Linked DNA regions of Homo sapiens: region 2 is linked to region 1. Evidence: read pairs that join two places in POLR2A ChIA-PET (ENCODE). Cell type or tissue: HepG2. All regions are shown on one strand. Each heading gives the region's core, and the rest is flanking DNA. Links, peaks and the distances in the headings are about the cores only.

Region 1 (6,755 bases), core at 2,511-5,010:
TGCATCAGCATGACCTGAATGTGAGACCTAGAGTCAAAGGAGATCATTTTGGAGCTTTAAAATTTGATTCCTGCTGGATTTTGGACTTGCATGGGTCCTGCAGCCCCTTTGTTTTGGCCAATGTCTCCCATTTGGAATGGCTGTATTTACCCAATACCTGTACCCCTATCGTATCTAGGAAGTAACTAGCTTGCTTTTCATTTTACAGGCTCATAGGCAGAAGGGACTTGCCTTGTCTCAAATGAGACTTTGGACTATGGACTTTTGGGTTAATGCTGAAATGAGTTAAGACTTTGGGGGACTGTTGTGAAGGCATGATTGGTTTTGAAATGTGAGGACATGAGATTTAGAGGGGGCCAGGGGCAGAATGATATGGTTTGGCTGTGTCCCCACCCAAATCTCAACTTGAATTGTATCTCCCAGAATTCCTACACGTTGTGGGAGGGACCCAGGGAGAGGTAATTGAATCATGGGGGCTGGTCTTTACCATGCCATTCTTATAATAGTGAATACGTCTCATGAGATCTGATGGGATTATCAGGGACTTCCGCTTTTGCTTCTTCCTCGTTTTCTGTTGCTGCCACCATGTAAGAAGTGCCTTTTGCCTCTCACCATGATTCTGAGGCCTCCCCAGCCATGTGGAACTGTAAGTCCAACTAAACCTTTTTTTCTCTCCAGTCTCAGGTATGTCTTTATCAGCAGCATGAAAATATACTAATACATATTTCATGTTAATGGGCTGGGAGATTTAGTATTGTTAAGATGGTTTGAATATTTGTCCCCTTCAAAACTCATGTTGAAAATTAATTCCCAAAATGACAGTATTGAGAGGTGGGGCCTTTAAGAAGTGATTGGGTCATGAGGGATCTGCTTTCATGAATGGATTAGAAATGGGGTCTTGCTGTGAATGGATTAATGGCTTATGCTGGAATTGAGACTGTTGGCTTCATAAGAAGAGGAAGAGAGATCTGAGCTAGCATCCTCAGCCCCCTTGCCATATGATGCCCTGCATTACTTCCAGACTCTGCAGAGAGACCTTACCAGCAAGAAAGCCCTCACCAAATGCAGCCCCTCAACCTTGCACTTCTGAGCCTCTATAATTCTAAGAAATAAAATCCTGTTCTTTATAAATTATCTAGTTTCAGGTATTCTGTTATAGCAACAGAAAATGGACTAAGACAGATGGCAATACTTCCCAAATTGATCTACACATTCAACACAATTCCTATCAAAATTCTACTTGGCTTTTTTGTTGATATTGACAAGCTGATCTTAGAATTCATATGGAAATGAAAAGGACAATAGAATAGCTAAAACAATTTTGAATCTGAAGAAATATTAATAAGTAGGAGGACTCACGCTTCATGATATTAAGACTTACTACAAAGCTACACTCATTGGCTGGACATGGGAATGTGCACCTATAGTCCCAGCTACTCAGGTGGTTGTGGCCAGAAGGATCACTTGAGACCGGGAGTTCGAGGGTGTAGTGCACAATGGTTGTGCTTATGAATAGCCACTGCACTCCAGCCAGGGCTACATAGAGAGACCCTGTTTCTAAAAACAATAAAAAAAACTACAGTCACCAAGAGATTGTGGTGTTGGCTTAAGGAAAGACATATAGATGAGTGTAATAGAAATAATGAAATAAACCCATACATCTATACTAAGTGGGTTTTGACAAGAATGTTAATGCAATGGGGAAAGAGTAGAATTTTTAACAAATGGTGCTGGGATAAGTGGATATCCATATGCAAAATAATGAATTTTGACTCCCAAATTTATAGACACCTCACACCACATACAAATATTAGTTTGAAATGAATCATATAACTAAATATAAAAGCTAGAACTATAAAACTATTAGAAGAAAACTTATACATACATCTTTATTATCTTGGATTAGGCAACAATTTCTTAGATATGACACCAAAAGCACAATCAACCCAAGAAAAACAGATTTGGCCTTCCTCAAAATTAAAAACTTTAGTATTAATACATCAAAGAACACTATCAAAAAGTGCAAATACATCCACCGAATGGGAGAAGATATTTGTAAATTATATATATGCTAAGGATCTATAATCCAGATTATAAAGAATTCTTACAACTCAACAATAAAAAGACAGCCCATTTTTAAAAAGGGACAAATGATTTGAACTGATATTTCTCCAAACAAGATGTATAAATAGCCAATAAGCACATGAAATGATGCTCAACTTCATTAGCTATTATAGAAATACAAATCAACACTACAGTGAGATACTACTTCCCACCCACTAGGATGAGTGAAAAAATAAAGGGACAGTAATAACTGTTGGGAAGGATGTGGAGAAATTGAAACCTTCGTATGTTGTTAGTGGAAATGTAAAATAGTACAGCTACTTTGAAAAACAATTTGGTACTTTCTCAAAATGTTAAATATGGAGTTATAATTCTGTTCCTAAGCATATACCAAAGATAATGAAAAATATGTGTCCACACAGAAACCTGTGAATGTTCATAACAGAATTATTCATAATAGTCAAATGGTGGAAACACCCCTAATATCCATCAACTGATGAATGGATAAACAAAATGTGCTACTTCTATAGAATGGAATATTACTCAGCCATAAAAAGGAATTAGGGCCAGGCATGGTTGCTCACACCTGTAATCTCAGCACTTTGGGAGGCCAAGGCAGGTGGATCACTTGAGGCCAGGAGTTTGAGACCAGCCTGGCCAACACAGTGAAACTCCATGTCTACTAAAAATACAAAAAAAATTAGCTGGGCATGGTGGTGCATGACTGTAGTCCCAGCTACTTGGGAGGCTAGGCAGGAGAATTGCTTGAACCCGGGAGATGGAGGTTGCAGTGAACCGAGATTGTGCCACAGCTTTCCACCCTGGGCGATGGAGACAGACTCATCTCAACAACAACAACAACAACAACAACGAAAAGGAATCAAGTATTGATACATTCTACAATGTGAATGAACCTTGAAAACATTATTTGAGTGAAAGAAGCCAGATATAAAATGCCACATATTGTATGATTCCATGCACATGAAATGTCTCCAATGGGCAAATCCGTAGAGCCAGAAAGTAGATTAGTGGTTGCCAGGAGCTATGAGGAGGAGAGGACTGCTAATGCATACAGAGTTTCCTTCTGGAATGATGAAAGTGTTCTGAATTAGATAGTAGTGATAGTTGCCCAGCTTTGACAGTAGAGTAAAAACCATTGAATGCTACTGTTTACAGTGGCGGATTTTTATGTGTATTATAACTCAATAAAAAGATGATCTAATCCATGGAAAATGTGTCAATATGGCAGGTACATGGACTGATTTTAGACACTTTTAGGTAACTTGCCACTGCTTTTGTCCCCTCTCTCCTGCTTGCGAGTCTGCCTATTTATATTCTCTCTCTGTCCATCTGTCTCTGTCTTTCATGTCCCTTCATTCAACTGTGGCCTGCCCTTCTTCAACTTCTCTAACAGCCTCTACTGACATTGTATGAGAGCTACTGTGGGGTAGGAATCTTGGAAGTAAGATTGCCCTCTAAGAGCTAAATTTTACATCAACCAGTGGATTAAAGTGGGGATATATGAAATCATCTATAGCTCTGTTCTCAACCAGGGCTCTCCTGATCTCCAAAGATATGGGGAACTTGCCCCAACTTCAGTGGCCTGAGATAGTAAAAAGCCTTTCCCAAGCTTTCTGTGGGCTTTTTTTTTCTTTGTGGTTACCCAACTCTATTCCCACATTTGTGGCTGTTCTCTTTGTTTGTTCCTGTGTCAGAGTCCATGAAAAGATCTATTTGAATAAAACATCCTGTGAACAGTTAACTCTACTAAAGATTTGAGATGTCAAACAGGAGGGATCACACTTTGCACTGCATAGCTTTCTAACATCCTGCTCTCCTGCCACCGCTGCCAAGGCCCACTTACCACTGTATACTTTGTGGAGAGCAGCTCCTGCCAGAATAGGCCATGTGCTATACTGACCCTCTTTAGAATTTTAGCGAATTAAGTTTAGAATGACTCTTGGGTCAGACAAAGATATTAACATGCCTAGCAATTTGTTAATCAAAAGGCAGATGGTTTAACTTAGAGACCGTTGTTTGGTTAGCTTCTGATTGCAGGTAACAAAAGCCAAGCTGAGCTGGTTTAGGCAAAATAAAGGAAATTTGTTACAAGGCTGTAAGGATGTATTGGTCATGACTCTTAAGTAGAACAGTGTTCTGAATCAAGTTACACCACAATCCCCAGATACGGGAGACACAGTATTCTTCTTTTTATCGTAACTGCTGTGAGTTAGATTAGTCATTTGCAACTAAAGAGTCATGATGATACTCTTTGCAACTAAAGATTCATGATAAAATCAGCTTTGTTTGGCTTTATTTTGCGTGCAGAGGTTTGGTATGTGGTAGGCAAGATAGTGCCTGTGGTTGTAAACTCACACTTTAGTTTAGTCACCAAGTTCTCACCTCTACCTGCCTTAATTTAAACCCCAAGAAGACTTTATTTGGTCCTAAAGGCTTTTCTTTCAGTATCTTTCTCTTTCTGGAACCACGTGATTTTCTTGCTTCTGCCTTTCTCTCTACTTGTTTCATTCTTCTCCTCATACTAATAGTAAAAATAATAATAGCTAATATTTGTTGAGAACATATTATGTACCAGGCGCTAGTCTTAAATTCTTTACGTACAGTAGATACTGTTAATGACCCCATTTTGCAATTAAGGAAACAGATTCAGAAGGGTAAAATAATTTTATCTAGATTCATATAGTTAATATATGGTATGTTCAGAAAAAGTTCAGGTAGTCTGACTCCAGAATCCACACTCTTACCCACTCTGCTGTCCTACCTTTGTTATGCCTGTGGCCACCCATCGTTGTTCAAATGCCTTTCCTATTTTGGTGAATTTCCTTCCTTTGATGTCTTACCTCCTTAAGACAGAAGGCAGAATTCACTTTTTCAGCCACCCTTACAGTTAGAGTGCAAGCATGGGACAAAGACTCAGCCAATCAATTTTACATATGCCAGATTTATATTCTGAAGAGAGCAATATAAGGAAACAAACAGCATGTTGAATCAGTTTGTGTGTGTGTGTGTGTGTATAGAAAATGGCAACAACAGAGTACCAATTTCAGAGGCAACAGTGGCGAAGATTCAAGTATTCAAGTAAATGGTATCCAGTGGGGCAAGTTGTAAATGGGGCAAGTTGAGATGCCTACACAAAGCCGGTTGCCATGGGCCCTCACTGGAACCTCATGATGTGGTTTGTATGATGTCTTGCATATATAGCTTATAAGGATGACTATGGCTCTCTAGGAGATTGAGTCCATTACTTAATGCCCCTTAATTAATTCCTTTTCTGCCTAAATTAGTTAGAGTAAGTTTGGCTGTTAGTAATTAAGAACCTTGATCGATTAAAAGGGTAGGACCGTTTTTCCAAGGAGATCTGTTATGAGTTCCACTGTTTCATTTAGGATGCTTTAAATTCATATAACGGAACACCCAACTCAATCATCTTCAAAAATAAGGACATTTTTTAACTTTATAACAGGAACTCCAGGCTTCAGGTTGAGTTGATTAGCAGAATAAAGAGATCATCATTGCCTCAGATTCTCCCATTGTTTCTTCTTTGCAGTAACAGCTTCTTTGCAATAATAACTTCATTCAAGGCTGGTTTATCTTGTGGTCATAGCTGTTTGTCTGTCTTTCTTCCTTGTTCAAACTTAGCTTGAGAGTCTTTTGGATGTCTCTCCCAGAAGAACAAGGAAGAACTTTTCTAAAAGTTGCAAGTAAACCTTTTGTCCTGTTTCTTTGCTTTTTAAAGAAATAATGATTGACAATGGAGATACAAGTGTTCTTAAACCAATTAGGCCCACCCTGGGACTATAGTGAGTTCTCCAAATTATGTTGCTGCTGCTCAGTGGGAAGAGGTTGAGTAGAGTCAGTCATAGTGCCTACAGCCCCAAAAGATGAACACCCACCCACAAAGTTATCCATTTATAAACTGCCACTTTGTTAACTTTGAAAAATACTTTTATAACAAGCTGTTGGGATGGGTATTACTAGGAGATCTCTATTTTAAAGATGAGGATACTGAGATTCCAAAAAGTTAAATGACTTGCCCAAGTTTACACAGTAAGGAAGTGATTAAGCAAGGACTCAAATATATGCCTTCTGATTTCAAGGCTTTGTATTTTTTTTTTCACTTAATCATAGCTGTTCTTAGGATAACAAGAGTAAATTAAGTATTTGAAATAATTTCCAGTTATCATGCCAATATCGGAACTTCTCAGACGAATATCACTTAAACTGTTCCCGTAAGTCTTTAATAATCATTTTTTACAATTTATTAGAAATAAGAAACTCTGAAGAAGATCAAGTTCTCTATCTGCCTCTTCTACCTAGCAAAGTAGATCTCCAGCAGGTCACCATAATTCCACACGATGAGTGGAAAAGGATTCAAGATAGCCTTGACAGGTTGACAAGAGAAGCAGCATGCCTCCGTGCAGAAAGAAAGGCAAAGAAAGAAATGCATTTGCGATCTCAAGAAGTGGTAAAACACTGGACTAATACATATGCAGTAAGTATTAACCATCCAGGAGTACACATGCACTGAAGACTTACTCTTGTTTCTTAGTACTCTTATGCTTCTTTTTATAAATTTTTTTACATGTAAAATTTCATAAAAATGCATCGAAACATATTTTCAACAGTGTTATTTAGGTATAAGTGATATACAATGAATTGGACATATTTGA
Region 2 (6,755 bases), core at 1,379-3,878, 160 kb after region 1:
AAGCCCCATTCACCAAACAAACCACCTCCCAATCTATTATGTTTTGTCACCTTGTTCACAGTTTAGACAGTTTGAAGAGATTTAAACGTGTTGCTAGGCAACTAGCTCCTGAAGCATAACGTATTTCCTTCAACATCCCAGCCCATTCTTTTTTATCATCTTCATACCTGATGGAGGAAAAAAAAAGTAATCAATAAGCAGCTTTAGTTCCATAGGTTTCCCTGTGTTCAGAATACAAATGTGGATCTTTGAAAAAACCCTAGTGGCTCTTACTCAGAAGAAGATGCACCTGCCTGGTAGAACAGAACTTAAATATCTCCCAAATATGCATTGTCTGGATGAGCATGTGCCTGAACTACTGCCACAGTATTTAATCTGGATGCCTAGGCAGTTCAGCATTCTCTGGGAATCAAAGACTGCAGAGAAGAGGAATAAATAGCTAAGCAGTTAAACATTCATTCACCTTTGAATTGATGAAGATGGCTGGTCTCTGAGTCAAAGTAAGCAGACTCTTGCTTAAGAGAAAGAACTGAGGAAGAGCAGGGACTATCGGTAGACTTAATTATGCCTTCAATTGTTCCTATACACTAGTGCCTAGCATGGCACCTGATACACAGCTGTCACTTTATGAAAATTTGTTCCCCTTCCCCTTTATTGTTCTGTTTGAGGACTACTCTTAGACTTTGCACTTGACTTAGGTAAGAACTGGTCTTCATCTCTGAATATTCAAGGTTATAAAGATACAGATAACTTGAATTCCCTTGTACGATGTGTGCTGAACATGTCTGCTCTGCCTGGTGCCTGGAATATTTTCTTTGTGTGGGAAGCTTCTAAATGCCGCCTTCTCTCTGAAACCTTTCTCACCTTCCTTAAGCACAGTTTGTTGCTTTCTCTTTCTCATATCATCCTTTATATGGTATTATAGCAATTATCACTCCATTTTAATTCCCCCCCCCATATCAATGTCCTCAAGCCTCAAAGGCATCTGAGGACAAATAATATATTAATATCTCTCCACAAATTGTCAAGACCTGGCACAAGACAACCCCAAATCAGCCAGGTGTGGTGGCTTACACCTGTGATCCCAGCACTTTGGGAGGCCGAGGGGGGCAGGTCACCTGAGATCAGGAGTTTGAGACCAGCCCGGCCAATATGGCAAAACCCCGTCTCTACTAAAAATATAAAAATTAGCCAGGCATGGTAGTGTGCGTCTGTAATCCTAGCTACTCCGGAGGCTGAGGCAAGAGAACTGCTTGAACCCGGGAGGCGGAGGTTGCAGTGAGTCAAGATTGCACAGCAAGACTCCATCTCAAAAAAAAAAAAAAAAAAAAAAGATTTACCCCAAATCATTCTGTGATGAATGGAGATTTAAAATAATTATTAAAATTAGCTTGTACCTACATAAGACATGCTCTGACTTAATTTCATCAATGTTCCAAATTAGTTCTCAATAATTGTACCATGCACTGATTTTTATGTAGAGGAAAGCATACAAAAAATATTTTGCTACTAATAAAGGGAATAACCTTAATTACATAAAATTCAGGGCAACAAATTAAGAGATAAATAATAGTTTTAAATGACCTAAAGAAAGTGACCACATTTAAACAATATGAGGTTAAGGTTAAATGAGGTTTAAAAATGTTTGCTTCCTGGCAGTTATATTTACTTTCAGCTTGGTCAATCCTAAATAATGGAATGATTTCAAGAAAAAAATACAAGAATGGAATTTTTTTTTTACGTATAGTAAGAGGGTCTATGTTGAGAATGTTGTATACTGAGAGTTTTCACCTCTGCATGTGTGGTTAGGGAGGTTCACTAGGAAATTGAGGGCAAATAGGCAGCCACGTTTCTCTAGATCGGCGGCCTTCAACTTTAACACACATCTAAGTCACCTGGAGGGTTTGTGCAAACACAGATCGCTGGCCCTATCACCCCCAGAGTTTCTAATTTAACAGATTTGAAGTGAGACCTGAGAATCTGCCTTTCTGATAAGTACCCAGGTGAGGCTGATGCTGCTTTGGGAACCACTGTAGTAGATTACAGGTTCTCAAACTTAATTGCCAATAGAACCAGCTGGAGATGTTAAAGATACTGATGCCTAGGTCCTACTCTCAGAGATTGAGTTAATTGGTATGAAGGGTGGCCTGGGCATCAGGATTTTTTAAAGCTCCCCAAGTGTTTCTAATATGCAGCAAAGTTTGAGAATCATGCTCCAGATCCTACCCCAAATTAGGAAATACCAGTCTCAAAATAGCCAAGCAGATAGTGATGAATGCCCCCCTCTTCTCTTTACCCAATCCAGTGGTTCCCAAACTTGTCTACACATATAGAAACATCCATGGATCTTTTAAAATTTCCAAAGCCCAGGCCATACTTCAGACCAATTAAATTGCAGTCAATATAAGTGGGATAGAGGTGTTAATATTTTTTGAAGCACCCTGGTGATTCGAACGTGCAGGCAACTTTGGGAACCACTGCTCTAATCGCAAAATAAACCACAATCAGAGAGGATCCCTCTTTTAGGTTCCCTAAACAATGTCAGGGCCACTTTTATAGCAGGAGATTCTGTACTTTCTTTTGCTGCCTGTAACTGTTCCCTGCAGGGGCAGCATGGCTTTTGATAACCCTTAGGAACCAGGAGGGCTTCAGGGAGGTCCCACTGATTGACAGCACAATTACTTAATATCAGTGTTTCTCAACCCTGGCTGCTGATTAGAATCATCTGGGGCTGGGCTCGGTGGCTGACGCCTGTAATCCCAGCACTGTGGGAGGCTGAGGTGGGTGGATCACCTGAGGTCAGGAGTTCAAGACCAGCCTGGCCAATATGGTGAAACCCCATCTCTACTAAAAATACAAAAATTAGCCGGGCATGGTGGTGCACACCTGTAGTCCCAGCTGCTCCAGAGCCTGAGGCAGGAGAATCGCTTGAACCCAGGAGCTGGAGGTTGCAATGAGCCAAGATCACATCACTGCACTACAGCCTGGGTGACAGAGTGAGACTCTGTCTCACCAAAAAAAAAAAAAAAAAAAAAAAAAAAAAAAATCACTGGGAAGGTTTTAGGAACTAGGGATGCTCAACTCTACCTCCAGAAATTTTGATATAATTGGTCTGTGTTAAGGCCCAGACACTGGTATATTTTAAAAGCATCCCAGATGATTGTAACATACAGCTAGGGTTGAGAATCACTGCCCATTTATATATTTGGTACCTGGCCCTGTTTTCCAAAAAACCCTAACCTTCCCGGCCTTCATTAGTTCATCCTTTTTTCCTACTGCTTCCAGCTTTTCCCCATCTCACTGTTTTGCTAATTCTAGCCTCTTTGCTCCGTGGAAATCTCATTTTTTTTCTCTTTCTCCCTCTTTTTTGGGGGGAGGAGGGAAAGTAGTTAATTTCCTTGCATAGCCACTTTTTTTCTTGCCCTCTACACAGCTAGTTAATATTACAACATGGGGAAATGATGTCTAATGCACAAATCATTGTTTGGTTAAGGTACCAGCTTTTCAGCCTTTTTAGTTCAGCATCTGGGAATAAAGCATCTGCTGGTTAAGGTATAGAACAAATAATACCCACTTTTCACTCTCAGGCTTAGTGGTATGCCTTCACTGATTAAGTATAAATGGCACTCTTCCAAAGCTGTACTTATAAACTTAAATGTGCAAACAATTCACCTAAGAATCTTGTTAAAAAATACAGATTCTCATTCAGTAGGGTCTGGGATTCTGTGTTTCTTTTTTCTTTTTTTTTTTTTCTTTTAAGACTCGCTCTGTAGCTGAGGCTGGAGTGCAGTGGCGCGATCTCAGTTCAAAATAAAATAAAAACAAACTTTTTTTTTAATAGCCTCACTAAAATGTTCAATTGAGTAACAGTTTCAAGTGTCATACTTAGGAGAACTGCCTGGCACCTCCAGGCAGGTAAAATGGATTGCTATTTTGACTTTTTTCATTTTAAAAAAGCATTTATTAGCTGAAGCCTAAAACAATTGGAAAGCTGTTTAAATTAGATTGAAAACAGAACTAATGAAGTAGTGGAAAGCTCAAGAGGTTAAATGTTTCTTTAGGCTGGGTACGTGGCTCACGCCTGTAATCCTAGCACTTTGGGAGATTGAGGCGGGTGGATCACCTGAGGTCAGGAGTTCGAGACCAGCCTGGCCAACATGGCGAAATGCCGTCTCTACTAAAAATATAAAAATTAGCTGGGCGTGGTGGATATGCCTGTAATCCCAGCTACTCGGGAGGCTGAGGCAGGAGAATCACTTGAACCTGGGAGGCCGAGGTTGCAGTGAGCTGAGATCCCGCCATTGTACTCCAGCCTGGGTGACAGAAACTCTGTCTCAAAAAAATAAAAATAAAAAAGTAAAAAACATAAAATTTTTTTTAGAACTCTGTTTTGTTAGGAAATAAACTACTCTGGAGCAAAGAGGCTTTCACTCTACTGGATGCCTATAGCATTATACTCTTAGAGCTGGAATGAAACTGAGAGTATCAAAGGTCCAACTCTCATTTTACAGTAAGAAACAGGCCTGCCCAGATGATTTCTTTCTCAGGCTCAGAGCTAACTAGAAGTAGATACTTGTTCAAGTAAGTGGCATGTACAGAAGTTCAATTAGGTTTGAAGTGTTTAGTCTACTACCAAGAAGTAGCTTGCATGTTGGGAAAATCTGGCTTATTGTTTACTACAAAATAGTTTATCAGTCATCTGATTTAATATGTGATTCTGAAAATTGAAGTGATGAGAACTTACTTCCATATGTCATTGACTTCAGTGGGTGCAAATTCTTTAGACTCCAGTTGAATCATAGCAAAACCACCAATTGCATACAGAGATCCAGCCAGGCTGACCAAACTGATGGAGCTTCTTTCTTGGGGAAATTCGGTCATTACATCCCATCTAGGTATCATTAAAAATATAGTCAATGTAAAACTTAAAGAAATGCCAGATGTACTTACTGAATAATTATAGGAAATAATAATTTAAAAATTCAAGTAGTGGCCAGGCAGCCAGGCGCGGTGGCTCATGCCGGTAATCCCAGCACTTTGGGAGGCTGAGACGGGTAGATCACCTGAGGTCAGGAGTTTGAGACCAGCCTGACCAACATGGTGAAACCCCACCTCTACCAAAAATACAAAAAATTAGCCAGGCACGGTGGCGCGCACTTGTAATTTCAGCTATTTGGGAGGCTGTGGCAGGAGAATCACTTGAACCTGGGAGGCGGAGGTTGCAGTGAGCTGAGATTGTGCAACTGTACTCCAGCCTGGGCAACAGAGCGAGACTCCATCTAAATAAAAAATAAATATTCAAGTAGCGGCTGGGTTCGGTGGCTCATGCCCGTAATCCCAGCACTTTGGGAGACTGAGGCAGGAGGATTGCTTGAGCCCAAGGAGTATGCGACCAGCCTGGGCAACAAAATGGACTGCCTCCACACACACACACACACATACACACACACACACACACACACACACACACACACACTGAGGCAGGAGGATAGCTTGAGCCCAAGGAGTATGAGACCAGCCTGGGCAACAAAATGGACTGTCTACACACACACACACACACACACACACACACACACACACACACACACACACACACACAGAGCTAGGCCTGGTGGTATGTCCCTATAGTCCCAGCTACTTGGGAGGATCTCTTGAGCCCTTGAGGTCAAGGCTGCGGTGAGCTATGATCGCATTGCTGCATTCCAGCCTGGGTGATAGAGCAAAACCCTGTCTTTAAGGGGGGAAAAAAAAATTCAAGGAGCACAGGCATCTAAAAGTAAATGACTAAGTTTGCTACTAGAAAATATTTGAAAGATGTAACTTCATTAAATATAAAGCCTTCAATATGGCAACCCTAAGGCCGGGCACGGTGGCTCATGCCTGTAATCCTAGCACTTTGGCAGGCCTAGGTGGGTGGATCACCTGAGGTAAGGAGTTCGAGACCAGCCTGACCAACATGGTGAAACCCCATCTCTACTAAAAATACAAAAAATTAGCCGATTTTTTTCTAATTATAAAAATAATATATGTACATTATAGAAAATCTGTACTCCAGCCTGTGTGACACAGTGAGACCCTGTCTCAAAAAAAAAAAAAAAAAGTTTGAGAAAATCTGGAAAGTACAGAAAGGTATACAAGAGAGCAGATATCTCCATAATCATACCTTACAGACATAATCACAAGCAACAATTTGGTGTAATTTTGTCATCTTTTTAAAAAGCATGTACATTTAAGCTTCCATACATATAAATGAAACTAAGAAGATATTTACAATTTTTGTGTGTTGCTTCTTAACTTACATCATGAGTGTTTACCCACATTACAGTCTTCGAAAACATTATTTTTAATGATAATTTAAATAGTGTTCCACAAAAGTTCCTTGTAATTTTCAGATACTAAAGTCTGTTTTGTAGTCAGGCATACATGTTTCTAAAAAAAGTAATAATATTTCTCTTTTTTCTTCATTGCTAAACTAGGAATATAAAAGGTACATACTCATCCAGATGTGTGAGCTCAAAAATTTTAAAAAGACCAATTTTATATGAAGAATAGCTGTCAAATATCTTTTCACATTAAGTCAATAAAAGCTTAAAAATGAAATTTTTAATAAAATTATAAACAGCGTAAAGGAATGAAAACTTGGGAAGCATTCATACTTTACAGATATCAATCATTAACAAGTTAAGTGAAGATCTTTTCATAAAGAAACTACATTTAAAATCAAATGATTCCACAGAGACATGTATATCCATCTA

What was found. Peaks named below come from ENCODE experiments on the same cell type or tissue, not always from the same donor. Only the 100,000 strongest peaks of a DNase experiment are listed, where the experiment ranks them.
Region 2: POLR2A ChIA-PET joins it to region 1 with 10 read pairs; 3 of 35 experiments call an interaction of 5 or more read pairs at or near these places.

Annotation. Positions count from the first base shown.
Region 1 is chr2:169,680,829-169,687,583 of GRCh38, reverse strand. It overlaps CFAP210 (cilia and flagella associated protein 210), which reads left to right. Exons shown (of 9, transcript NM_001085447.2): 2 at 6,351-6,577. Among named protein-coding and RNA genes, the nearest start is that of CFAP210, 10 kb to the left of the region's middle. In HepG2, for the core only: no CTCF peak of the experiment used is centred there; a DNase peak (open chromatin) is centred at 3,803; H3K4me3 peaks cover 575 bases.
Region 2 is chr2:169,518,997-169,525,751 of GRCh38, reverse strand. KLHL41 (kelch like family member 41) reads right to left here. Exons shown (of 6, transcript NM_006063.3): 5 at 4,745-4,891; 6 at 1-167. The coding sequence ends at 56. Among named protein-coding and RNA genes, the nearest start is that of KLHL41, 13 kb to the right of the region's middle. In HepG2, for the core only: no CTCF peak of the experiment used is centred there; no DNase peak of the experiment used is centred there.